3 separate regions of the Homo sapiens genome follow, and all the other regions are linked to region 2. Evidence: chromatin loops called from intact Hi-C (ENCODE). Cell type or tissue: Caco-2. All regions are shown on one strand. Each heading gives the region's core, and the rest is flanking DNA. Links, peaks and the distances in the headings are about the cores only.

Evidence for each region. Peaks named below come from ENCODE experiments on the same cell type or tissue, not always from the same donor. Only the 100,000 strongest peaks of a DNase experiment are listed, where the experiment ranks them.
Region 1: it touches region 2 in a loop (11-fold over the local background); 5 of 110 quality-filtered maps call a loop at or near these places.
Region 3: it touches region 2 in a loop (3-fold over the local background); 2 of 110 quality-filtered maps call a loop at or near these places.

Annotation. Positions count from the first base shown.
Region 1 is chr11:100,628,433-100,630,932 of GRCh38, forward strand. No RefSeq gene overlaps it. Among named protein-coding and RNA genes, the nearest start is that of ARHGAP42, 58 kb to the right of the region's middle. In Caco-2, for the core only: no CTCF peak of the experiment used is centred there; a DNase peak (open chromatin) is centred at 1,481.
Region 2 is chr11:100,852,565-100,858,626 of GRCh38, forward strand. All of the region lies in intron 3 of ARHGAP42 (Rho GTPase activating protein 42), which reads left to right. Among named protein-coding and RNA genes, the nearest start is that of SNORD13I, 79 kb to the right of the region's middle. In Caco-2, for the core only: a CTCF peak has its summit at 3,076 (motif pointing left); no DNase peak of the experiment used is centred there.
Region 3 is chr11:100,751,878-100,754,377 of GRCh38, forward strand. All of the region lies in intron 1 of ARHGAP42 (Rho GTPase activating protein 42), which reads left to right. Among named protein-coding and RNA genes, the nearest start is that of ARHGAP42-AS1, 65 kb to the left of the region's middle. In Caco-2, for the core only: no CTCF peak of the experiment used is centred there; a DNase peak (open chromatin) is centred at 1,454.

The DNA.
Region 1 (2,500 bases), core at 1-2,500, 230 kb before region 2:
TAATTTGCACCACCCTTCCCTTAACGCACCAAAACTCATTGCTTCAAAAGGTGGGAACCCTGGCCGGGTGTGGTAGCTCATGCTTGTAATCTCAGCACTTTGGGAGGCTGAGGCAGGCGGATCATGAGGTCAGGAGTTCGAGACCAGCCTGGCCAACATGGTGAAACCCCATCTGTACTAAAAATACAAAAATCAGCTGTGTGTGGTGGTGGGTGCCTGTAATCCCAGATACTTGGGAGGCTGAGGCAGGAGAATTGCTTGAACCTGGAAGGTGGAGGTTGCAGTGAGCCAAGATTGTGCCACTGCACTCCAGCCTGGGTGACAGAGAGATTCCATCTCAAAAAAAAATAAAATAAAATAAAATAAAAAAATAAAGAAACAAAAAGGTGGGAACCCTGGGGCAACCATATTTACAGGTCAGGTGTAGGAAAATCTGTAAAATATTTTTAATATGATCTCATTACGTAAGTTTTGGAAATGAGCTACTGAACAAAGTTAAACAGATTTCTTCAACTTAGAAAAAATTTAAGATTCATATACATTGTAAATTTCTAAGACAGGGATATAGTATGCAGCATTTCCCAAATTCATTTGATAAAGAAAATATTTTTCAAGGATCACCTTGTGGAATTAATTTTCTATGGAATAAATTTCTTTTGAAGACACTGAGTTACTCAAGAGAACCAAAATAATATTGTGACCGGAGAGAGAAGGGAGAAGAATTTTTCCAATGAAAAGAATAGCTTGTTCTTGGTGGTCTCCATGTGTCTCAAAAACCCAAAATTATTTCTGTTAGAGAAGGTAAACTGGCATTAATTAAACAGATCATCTGAACATAATCATGTGCTATTTATGACAATGTTAAGGGCTTTTGGTAACTTCATTATTGATTTTTCTGCCATGAGCACTTAATGATTGAGTAGGCTATTCCTTAGGGCTTCAATAGTAACTTCACAGATTGAATATGTTAATAGAACTGTAAAAGTGATTAGTTTAATCCTGTTGAGCGATTCGTGCAATGGGAAAACCTGAAAGAAGGCAGCTCTGTAAGGGATTAGACTCTCTATTATCTGCTTTACAGATTACCTTCCCAGAGCTAAGAGCACTGTTTAACATTCATCTTCTCTTACTTTCTCACTTGCTTTTTCTTACTGTTATCCACAACCCAATAGGCACTAGATGGAGAGACATTCGGTTGCTATTATAACAGATTTTTATTTTAATATCTGTAACTATTCTATTATCCTACTGACATTCAAATTAATCTACACAACTCCAAAAAGTGGTCAAACATGAAGAACCTGAGGCAACACAGATTGACTTTTGGTAGTGTGGTCATGATGTCCCCAAAGTCAAAGTTTGGATTGAATTTTCACTGGAGCCACATCTTTGCTATTCCACTGGGTGTCCCCTTCACTCCAAGGTAAAGCACCAGAGCCATAGCTCTGTCTTCTTTGCCTCTCAGCTCCCTTGGATGACTCAGATGGACATGACGTCTGGGTGCCTACCTCTGACCCAGCCTGTCCCCAGTGGGTTGCCATGGAGAGAATAAGCTGACTATAGGCCCAACTTCACCAAAAAAGAGCATTTTGAACAGTGCTTCACAGCCTGCCAGAGACAAGGGAAAACAGAATAAACACTTTTTAGTATGCAAGACATTCCTTGCAAAAATATTAAATTTTTTTTAACCATCTTCTGCTACTCTATGGCTGGGCATGTAAAAAAGTTAACAGATGATCTCATGGCTTGTACACAGATAACATAAGTATGGCATATATAATATACATTATAAGCCATAAAAAGTTTATAAATATAAGCATGGCTATGCAAATGTTATACAGATGTGTATATTTAAATATCTATTTCTTTTTGAATTTACAGATTTCTAGCTGAATGACAATGTTCCATTAAAAAAGAAGGAAGCTTGTCTACTCAGAACACAAAGAGAGCCCTGGCAATGGGTGTTACCAAACTCAAATGCAATCTAGACAATCTACCTTGTCATATATGAATTCCTATAATATTTTTCAAAAGTAGGGTGATATTATCATGACAATAAAGTATAAATTCATTTAAAAGAATTACTGATACCACAGTATCTTTGTGTTTATTATGCAATTTTTAAATCAAAATGCTAAAAGTGCAACTGTTTTCTGGAGAATCCATGAAATGTTCTGACATGAGAAGGAAGGTTATAAAATAATGAAATTAAAGGTGTTACAATTTTCTTCTTTTCACTTGTCTTCATTTTCTAATTTTTCTAAAATAAGCATATGATACTATTATAATAAGGAAAAAATGTTTTACTCAAAAAATTTGGAAGCCATTACAATAGGTATCAGGACTCAGGTAATTAAATAGGGTAGGTGCAGGGATATTTGGTTTGAAGGTGTTCCAAGCAGATGACCCAGCCCAGAAAACAAATCACCAAGATTTGGGGAATAGGCAAATTTGAGAGAAATTTTTAAGGGAAGGGAAAACTTAGCAAGTGGAAAACTGA
Region 2 (6,062 bases), core at 2,098-4,597:
TTGCTCCCATACACAAAGCCACTTTCCCCCACTCTAAGTTAGGGGTTAGAACATGTAAAAAGAAATATTTTTGAGGCCCTAATTAGCTCAGCTTGGGATGTACAGTGTCTCTGATTTTTGAGGTGGGAGAATGGGAGGAGGTGTATTTTCATGAACATGAGGATATTGACATAAATGGGGCAACTGTGTTACAGGAATATTTTTGGCCATCTTCTATAGTACTAACAAACATAGGAACATCACTGGAGTGGTCTAATTGTGCCACCAGAGGTACAAAGTTCAGCAGACCCTGGTGTTTCCTTAGAATGTGCAAAGGTAGAGGACTGGCTGAAGTAACCTTACCAGTATCCCCGAAGAACATTTTTACCTAGTCAAATGCAGGAGCGAGTATTTAACCTGTTGGAATGAAACAACTTCAGGGTGCAACATTTCTTAAATCTCTCTCTGAGAATACAGGTTCTGAATGACATAATTTAAATATCTTCCCTGTGTGACCTTTGAGTTAATATAGTCTTTTAAAAAATTCTATAAAATTGCTTTCTTAAATGCATACATTTTGGTCAAAATCAAAAAAGTATTTTTTTAAAAGTGAATGTATATGCAGGTCATTTGGAGTAATTATTTTAAGCAGCTTTTAAGATGTCAATCCTAATTTGACCTTTCACATATCTTGATATTTATAGTTGAAAAGAAGTTTGACTTTGTTTTCTGACTGTTTTTAGCCTCCAATATTAAAGGGTTATAAATGAAAAAGCAGTAATCAGGCTGGTGATAAGTAGATAAGTGGGGAGGCAATATGCTATGGTTAAGTCTGGTATTTGAAAATGTTTCCACAATGCTTAAATGTTTAAAAAGTGTTCTTACTTTAATCCCCCATTAGAGATTGCTGGGTAGAAAGGAATAAAACAAAAGTAGTTTCAGAACAAGAAGAAGGATACAATAAATAACCTACCTTTGTGGTTCAAATAACTTAGTACACAAATAGTTTCATTTGTTACCACCTAGAGTTATGATGTTAATTACATCACAGTGGATTATATGAAATTTTACAATCTACTCTCCTCTCCCACTTCCTCTGCTAGATTCTGTGAAAATGGTCAATTCCTTCTTGGTTGAATGGTTTTCCATTCCTCCACCTTATGAGTATAGATGGTTTTATTTAAAAAATAGCAAACTTTAATTTGATTTATACATTCAGCAGTAGTTATAAACTCTAGAAGTAGAGAGGATTGCTTGCCATTTTACCCCTATTAACTGCTCTTCTACAGTTAATAAGCTTTGACATCAAGTATGTGCTAGTGAGATTTCACTCTTATACTAAAACTCCAATAGCAGCTTCCTAATTCATTGAAAAAAAAAAATCTAGAGCACTGCAATTGGCCTACTCAAAAGAAAGAATTTAATGGGCAATTAATGCTTTATTAATAAGTTTTTATGATCATTAGACATAAAGTAAAAAATTTAAGCTTTATAAGCAGGTCATGAGATAAGGACATATTATCATCTTTATTATATAGAAAAGAAAACTTAGTTTGAGTAACTCGATCAAGATTGCATAGTTGTCATGGTTAGGCCAATTAATTAAAAATAAATGGGAGTATTCTCCTGAGAGTGTATTGCTTCTGCTTATCTTCTGAAAAAGAAGAGGCTATTCATATAGCACAATTCTCCAGAAACTTAAATTAATTTTCCCAATATATTTCCATAGGAAAAGTATTATTGCTGGTAAAAATGGAGAAAGATGAAAGTTATATTAAATTCAAGTAAGAGTTAGATCTAACTGATGAGGTCCAATGGGGTGGGATTCATAGTGGAACTCTGTCACTAAGTAGATCCAAAACATTCAAATGCTGAAGCAGCAAGTGATGTTCAAGTCAGAATTAATTGAATGACTAGTATCCAGATAGCCTTACATAGCATTTGTTTTTAGATGACAATATGTTTTTTTCAGTCGTTTGCTCACATTAAAGTGTATGAAGTAAAATGTATTCAGTCCTTGACTTCTGATTACTTATTAATGCAAGACGTGCTCGTGTATCCATCCTCTATACCTCGTGTGAGTTTTGGCCATTGAGATCTAGTTTAGTGGTGCTGTGGATTTGCTGACCTAGAGAAGAATGTCTATATTATGTAGCTATAGAGAGTTAAATTGGCCAGTACCAGGGAGTGAACCCCAGGCTAGCACCCCAGTTCCCCACCCCTTGCCAGAACTTCTTTCTAAGAAGCTATTGAGGAAGGAAGAACTAGATACAGTTTGGGACAAGGCAGAGAAGAGATGCTTGCTTGTAATCAATCACAAATTAGAACTGTGATGTGATTTTCAGCTGTGATGTGATTCAGTTGCAAATATGAATGGGAAAATAACCCATTCTTTTACGTCGAAGACGGTGTAGATAGCTTCTGCATCGATTATGATCATTTCACTTATTATTACCTACCTTTGTGGTCTTTCCACTTTGTATTGATTGTTTATATTGACATCTCAACAGGAAATTATTTTTGCAATGAACTGTACCATTTATGTTTTTTGTTGTAAATAGTGTAGCGTATTATAGCCTTAAGCAATTGCTTTAAATAGTACTTTAGAATATCAGAAGTATTGCTTTAAATAGTACTTGAGAATATATAACTAAATCTTTGCATCAAAACTGAGTGTTTTATTGCTTTGAAAATGAGAGGTAAGGAATTGTAATTTTTCTGACATTCGGATGTGTTAGCTAATGAGTTGCAAGATAATGGGACATATAGTCATTAATTAGTGATGAGCTGTGACTGGCACCAACATCACTGGATTTTAATCAAAACCTGGAAAGGGAAGTAGTGTAAAAATAAAATTGTTAAGAGACATACCTTTCAGATTTATTTTATTCCATTGCTACTTTTTTTAATGAATAAGTGTGGCAAGATTATCAGCAGTGAAAAGCAAGCACTGAAAATTCCTATCAGATAGCACTTGAAAATGCATGATCCATAGAAAATTATAATTCATGATTATGTGGGGGAAAAAAAGGAAATCCAAACATATTTGGAGAATCATTCTTCAAACCACATAAAAGCGTTTCTAGCCATTACTTTTGAATGATTTATGTGCACCCCCTTGTGGCTATTTATTAGAACCACTTGAAATAGCAAAAGAAAGTGACAGGAAACTTAATTGCCTGACTTAAATAACCTACCCACAGTAAAATGCATGGTAAATGCTATATTGTAAAGTATTACCAAATATCAGATTTGCTTTTCTTCTACTGAAAATAAGTGAAATCACCAGTAATTGTTTTTTACTTTAAATGTAAACCAATATCTATAAAAATAAGTTGTTCAAAGCCAAGGTTTAGGTAATGGCTAGTAATTATAAGTTAATTGTTTCTTAATTACCATAATAAGGTATCTTCAATAATTTATCTTATCAATATTTAGGGAGAGTCTTAAAATTGATTTTGTATTTTTTCTAAAGCATCTTAGTAAAGTCATGCAAAGTTGCACATTCCACAGATACTGTGGGATCCTGAATCTCCTGAACTCTGACTTGATTTTTCCCCCAAGTATTACCCTTTTGGAAGGAATTTCATCAAGCCTGTTTTGTGAATCCGGATGAAAGAGTTCCATATGAGCAAAAATTGCATTTCTCTACATTTATTTTTTAACTTTGCAAGGTTTGTCACCATCGTTGTACTCTAATTCACATTTTAAATAAGGGTTTCCTACCCTTTATATGACATTTTCCTTTCTTATGCAGTAGCAACAGTAACTCTTTTAATCCTACCAAAATTTTAACACCTTCTTGACTTCACACTTGGATTGCTTTAGAATTGGAGAGTTTAATCCATATGAGTGACCACTGTGTAGGGATAAAAGTCATGTATTCCCAGGGGGAATGTATAAAGATGAGGCTCACAAGCAGCCAAATTGGTTTGTAAATCCACTTAGTGCCCTTTGAGTGCTGGCATTTTCCATTTTGATCTCTTGAATTTAAATTTACATATTGTGAACAGCAGCCACTGACTGCACACAAAAGTGATAACATTTTTCAGAGGTAGAGCCAGGCATTTGTTATAATGGTTTATGGAAAAATGTAGGGTTATCTACTACTGCTAGGCCTCTGGATAAGTTCTGTTATTAATCTGGATTTCAATTTCTAGCTTTGAATAACTACATTTTAAATCATTTGGGGGAAACTATAAGACTGCTTAGGACAGTTATGAATACAGAGTAGACATTCAATTAATTCTTTGAGGAAGTTAACATTTTTTGAGAGCCTTCCATGTGCCAAATCTATGCTAGTGATTTTTTTCAAAATAATTTATTTTGCTTTTAATTTTTTATAAAAACCTTAAGAAGTACAGGGATGAAACACTGTGTGTTGTCAGTTTTGGCACTTAGATTCAAATGAAGCTGAATCTGTCTTCAACATTCATGTTTTTAATACATTCCAGATCATTTTTTATATGTTTGACTTCATTACCCATAAAATATTGACTTTGATCTCTATATTGTGAAGACCTTAATGTAGTATTTGACGCATTAGAAACACTCAAGAAATCATTTCTGTTCTTCTTTATCACAGTGTTGGATGTTTTCACACCCTTCTTTTTTTTCTGTTTAATACCTTTGCCACTTATTTATTTCTTCCTTCGGTTTAACATTAATAGAACGGGAGAAGAAGAAAAAAAAATTAAAGCAAATCCCAAAACAAAGGAAAAATAACCCAAGAAATGTGGAAGAAATAGAGATAGGAAATTATACTTAGGCCACAGGGTGGCTGTTAATTATTCTGTTTTGTTATATCATCTGGCTTTTGCTTTATTCTGAGGTCATATGTATGTAACAGTGAGAGAAGGGGTAGATGTAAACCATTGGATGTGAATGTGAGTGCCAAGGTCTTAGGATATGACATCAGCCCATCTACTCCCTTTCACAATCCTTTCCTTCCCAATAAAAAACATCCATTCATATTTATTAGTTCTGCCAATGTGAGATGGGATTTCTGACATAATATTTCTTTGAGTCTTTCCATGACATCAGATGTAACTGGACCAAAGTGAAATTAATCATTGCCTTTGTTCTTTTTCTACCATGCATACTCCCTACCTCATTTGCCCCAATTCTGATACGTTACTAAAGTTCCAGTGGCTGAGGCCAAAACCTTAGTTTTTCCATTGATTCCTCTCTCTTTCTCCCTCTACGCAATTTGTCATTGAGTCCCTTTGTGTCTTCCATAGAACTGTCTCTGGAATTCCTGCTATGCATCTGTCAATACTACAGAAACCCGTCCTCGTTCCTTATCACTTCAGATTTGAATTTCTCTCCCAGCCATTTAGCTGGCTTTAAATACATTAGCTCATGCTTGTGAAGGACTTATTGCAATTTCCAGCATAAAGTAAACATTCAATAAATAGTAGGCTTTATTGTTGCTATTACTCCAAGTTACACTAAAGTACTTATGATACTGTCTTTCCCCTTATGCAAACTTAACTTTAAAGGTGAAGTCAGCTATGTGTCGCATCTGTACAATCTGGATAGGGGTGTGTGTGTGTGTGTGTGTGTGTGTGTGTGTGTGTGTTTATGTAATTAGGGTTTTAATGAGGGCATAGAGGTTTTAGAGAGAGAATTAAAAGTGAGCTATTTTACTACTATTTCCAATAATCTCTGCGCAGTAGGACGCCTGCACAGTCTATCTGGAGGTATGTCTGTCTGAGCTCAGAAATGGGGATTAGGTGATGGATGCCAGTGGTATCTCCAGTTGGCCCTCATTGTCTGAGACAAGATTTTTTGAGTATTAGTCCACTTTCTATGCTTTCACAGCATAGGATTTTGGTCTTCTTTTCAAGATCTGTCATTCTCATTTTTCTGCAAATCGAGGATTAACAGGATCATGGATGGTGGTGTCAACACTCTAGTTTTTATTTTTGTATATTATCTGTGTGCATTTGTGTATTATGGACTTTAAGAAATTAAACTTGACTAGAGATAAACCAGTTTGATGAAAATAAGGAAAGTGACACTTTTATTGAAATGCACATATTTTGATATAATTTCAAACTTACAAAAAGGTTAGAAAAATA
Region 3 (2,500 bases), core at 1-2,500, 100 kb before region 2:
CAAGCAATTCTCCTGCCTCACCCTCCCGAGTAGCTGGGATTACAGGTGCCTGCCACCATGCCCAGCTAATTTTGGTATTTTTAATAGAGATGGGGTTTCACCAGGTTGGCCAGGCTGGTCTGGAACTCCTGGCCTCAGATGATCCACCCACCTTGGCCTCCCAAAGTGCTGGGATTACAGGCAGGAGCCACTGCACCCAGCCCAACAGGTACCTTTTTTTCATCTGCAGAAATGTTGATGTTCCAACCAGAGAGGAATTGTGACTGTGCCTCTCGTGCAAGCCTGAACCTGGAGGGTGCTCCACCTCTGGGGATGTAGTCAACCTGCAGTGATCCAGAAAGGTTATCTATAGGTGCACCCACACCAAGCTCCAGTGAGAGAAGCCCCAGTTATTTCACAGTCATGGATGAGGGGTAAAAGAAGTTCCCTTTTCCAAGGCCCTTCATGAGCACCAGGGCTGCCTGCCTGTTGGGGTATTGTTGCAGACTATCCTAGCTGAGCCCAGCGCTGCAACTGTGCCACTGCTGAAACTTCTCACCAGTGGTAAGATCTGGGACTCAAGGCTTGCCATCTGGATTCTTTTGTACTACTGGCTGTTCCCTTAATGTGGGGCACTCCCTCTTCCCTAGGGGTAGGAGTCCCTGAGAGCCAGACTACTGTGACTACTGTTGTTCCTCTTGGTCTAGCCACCCAGTGAGTCTGCCGTAATTCAGGCTGGTGCTGGGTAATGTCTGCAAGGAATCCAGTGATGTAACCTGTCCTCAACCCTCTCAGCAGTGGGTACCAGCCAGCACCCATTCTGATGGGGGCGTGACATACACTCTGAGATTTCTTGGTTATAAGTAGTCTTAGTTTGTTGGCTTTCTCAAATTCTGGTTGTAATAGTAATGAACTTGTCCTGTGGACAGACTTAGGACCTTCTGGTTAGCCAGGGTGGTGCAGGCTATAGTGATAGCTCATGCACAAGTTTTCTCCTTCCTGGGTGCAGTGTTATTGTACCTGTGGATGCTGTAATGGTCTGTGTTGGTTGGCTTCCAGCCAGAAGGTGATGCTCGCAAGAGAATGCCAGCTGCCACAATAGTGATGGGATTTGTGCTTGCTTTATGTTACCCAGGGGATGTACTCTGGTTTCCAGATGATGATTGGGGCCGTAGGGCTCCCAGAAGTTCTGTCCCTTGTGTTAAGTTACCAGGGCAGGTTGAGGGGCAAAGCCAGGTGGGAGCTGGGTCAGGCAGGCCCTTGCTCTGGTTCTCTGTGTACAGGGCAAGCAGAGGCCCCTGTGGGGGTGAGGGGACTGGTTCTCTGGCCGCTGGGGTGATGTTCCAGGAAGGAGTGTAGCTTCTGCTGCACAGAAGAGTTCGCTCAGGGAGTGGGGAGTAACAGGCAGCAGGAAGCCTCACCCAGCTCCCATGCACTTGATAAGGCAGGTCTCTCACCTGCAGTGTTCACTAGCAGCAGCTAGCTGAATTCCAGGCCGTCTTTGCTCAATACTGCCCCAGGCCGTCATTCTTTTCCTTGGAGACAGGAACTGGCTTTCAGGCAATGCCACTCCTCATCTGCCCACAAAGCTGGGGTGCCCATCTCCTGTGCCTGTGGCTGGAGCAATTTCAAGGAAAGTGCTTCCCACTCAACCCCTGGTTCTGGCCAAGGGAGTTTGTCCCCACTTGAGATTATATTATGAATTTCATTTGAGAGCTTCTTTCAACCTGCTGCCACTGCCTGAGTTAGTTGGCAGATTTCTGTGAGGTCCCCTGTCAGTTAGAATCAGGAATGGTTTCCCTCCGCCTGTGCTGGAGACTGGAAGTGCGTGCAAGGCTCTTCTTGCTGCTGTTCCTACTTTTACATGCCCCACCGCTTGCTATATCAGTTCCCACACTGGATAGGATTAAGGCCTCCCTCTGTAGGCTGGATTGCCAGCTTTCCCGGTGGTAATGTGTATCCTGGAGGCAGTCTCTTCCTCTCTCACACTCTGGAGACTTACAGTTTTTCCACCTGGCTCTCAGTGTAGGCTGCAGCCTGCAGCTTCTTTCAAAGAGTCTTTGGTTTCTTCCCATTTTCCTGTTAAGTTCCTGCATTGCTCCATGGAAAAAAGTGAACAGTGTGAATTTCAACTCAATATTTTGTCTTTCCAAGTGGCAGAGGCTGCCTCTAATCTGCTATTTTGGCCACATGGCCCCAGAAGATTATTTAAATTGTAAATCTTTAACTTTAATTCCCATTAGTGCTACTTATAACTACATGATAAAATGGGTTTAAATTAAATTTAGACTGGTTAATATGGGAGATGTTAAAAAAAAATCTTTCTCACCGAATTGGTAAGATTCCCCTTAACTATAGTGGTTTTATCTGTATGGATGAATACAGTTTTTACCATTCATTGTAAACATGAACACTGCTAGATTGTGGAGGAACATTAAAGAAATCTTTCTCAATTTGGAATTAAGGCCCTGAGCAATGACCTAGAAATCAGACATACTTGAAATATTTAGTAGGGAAATGA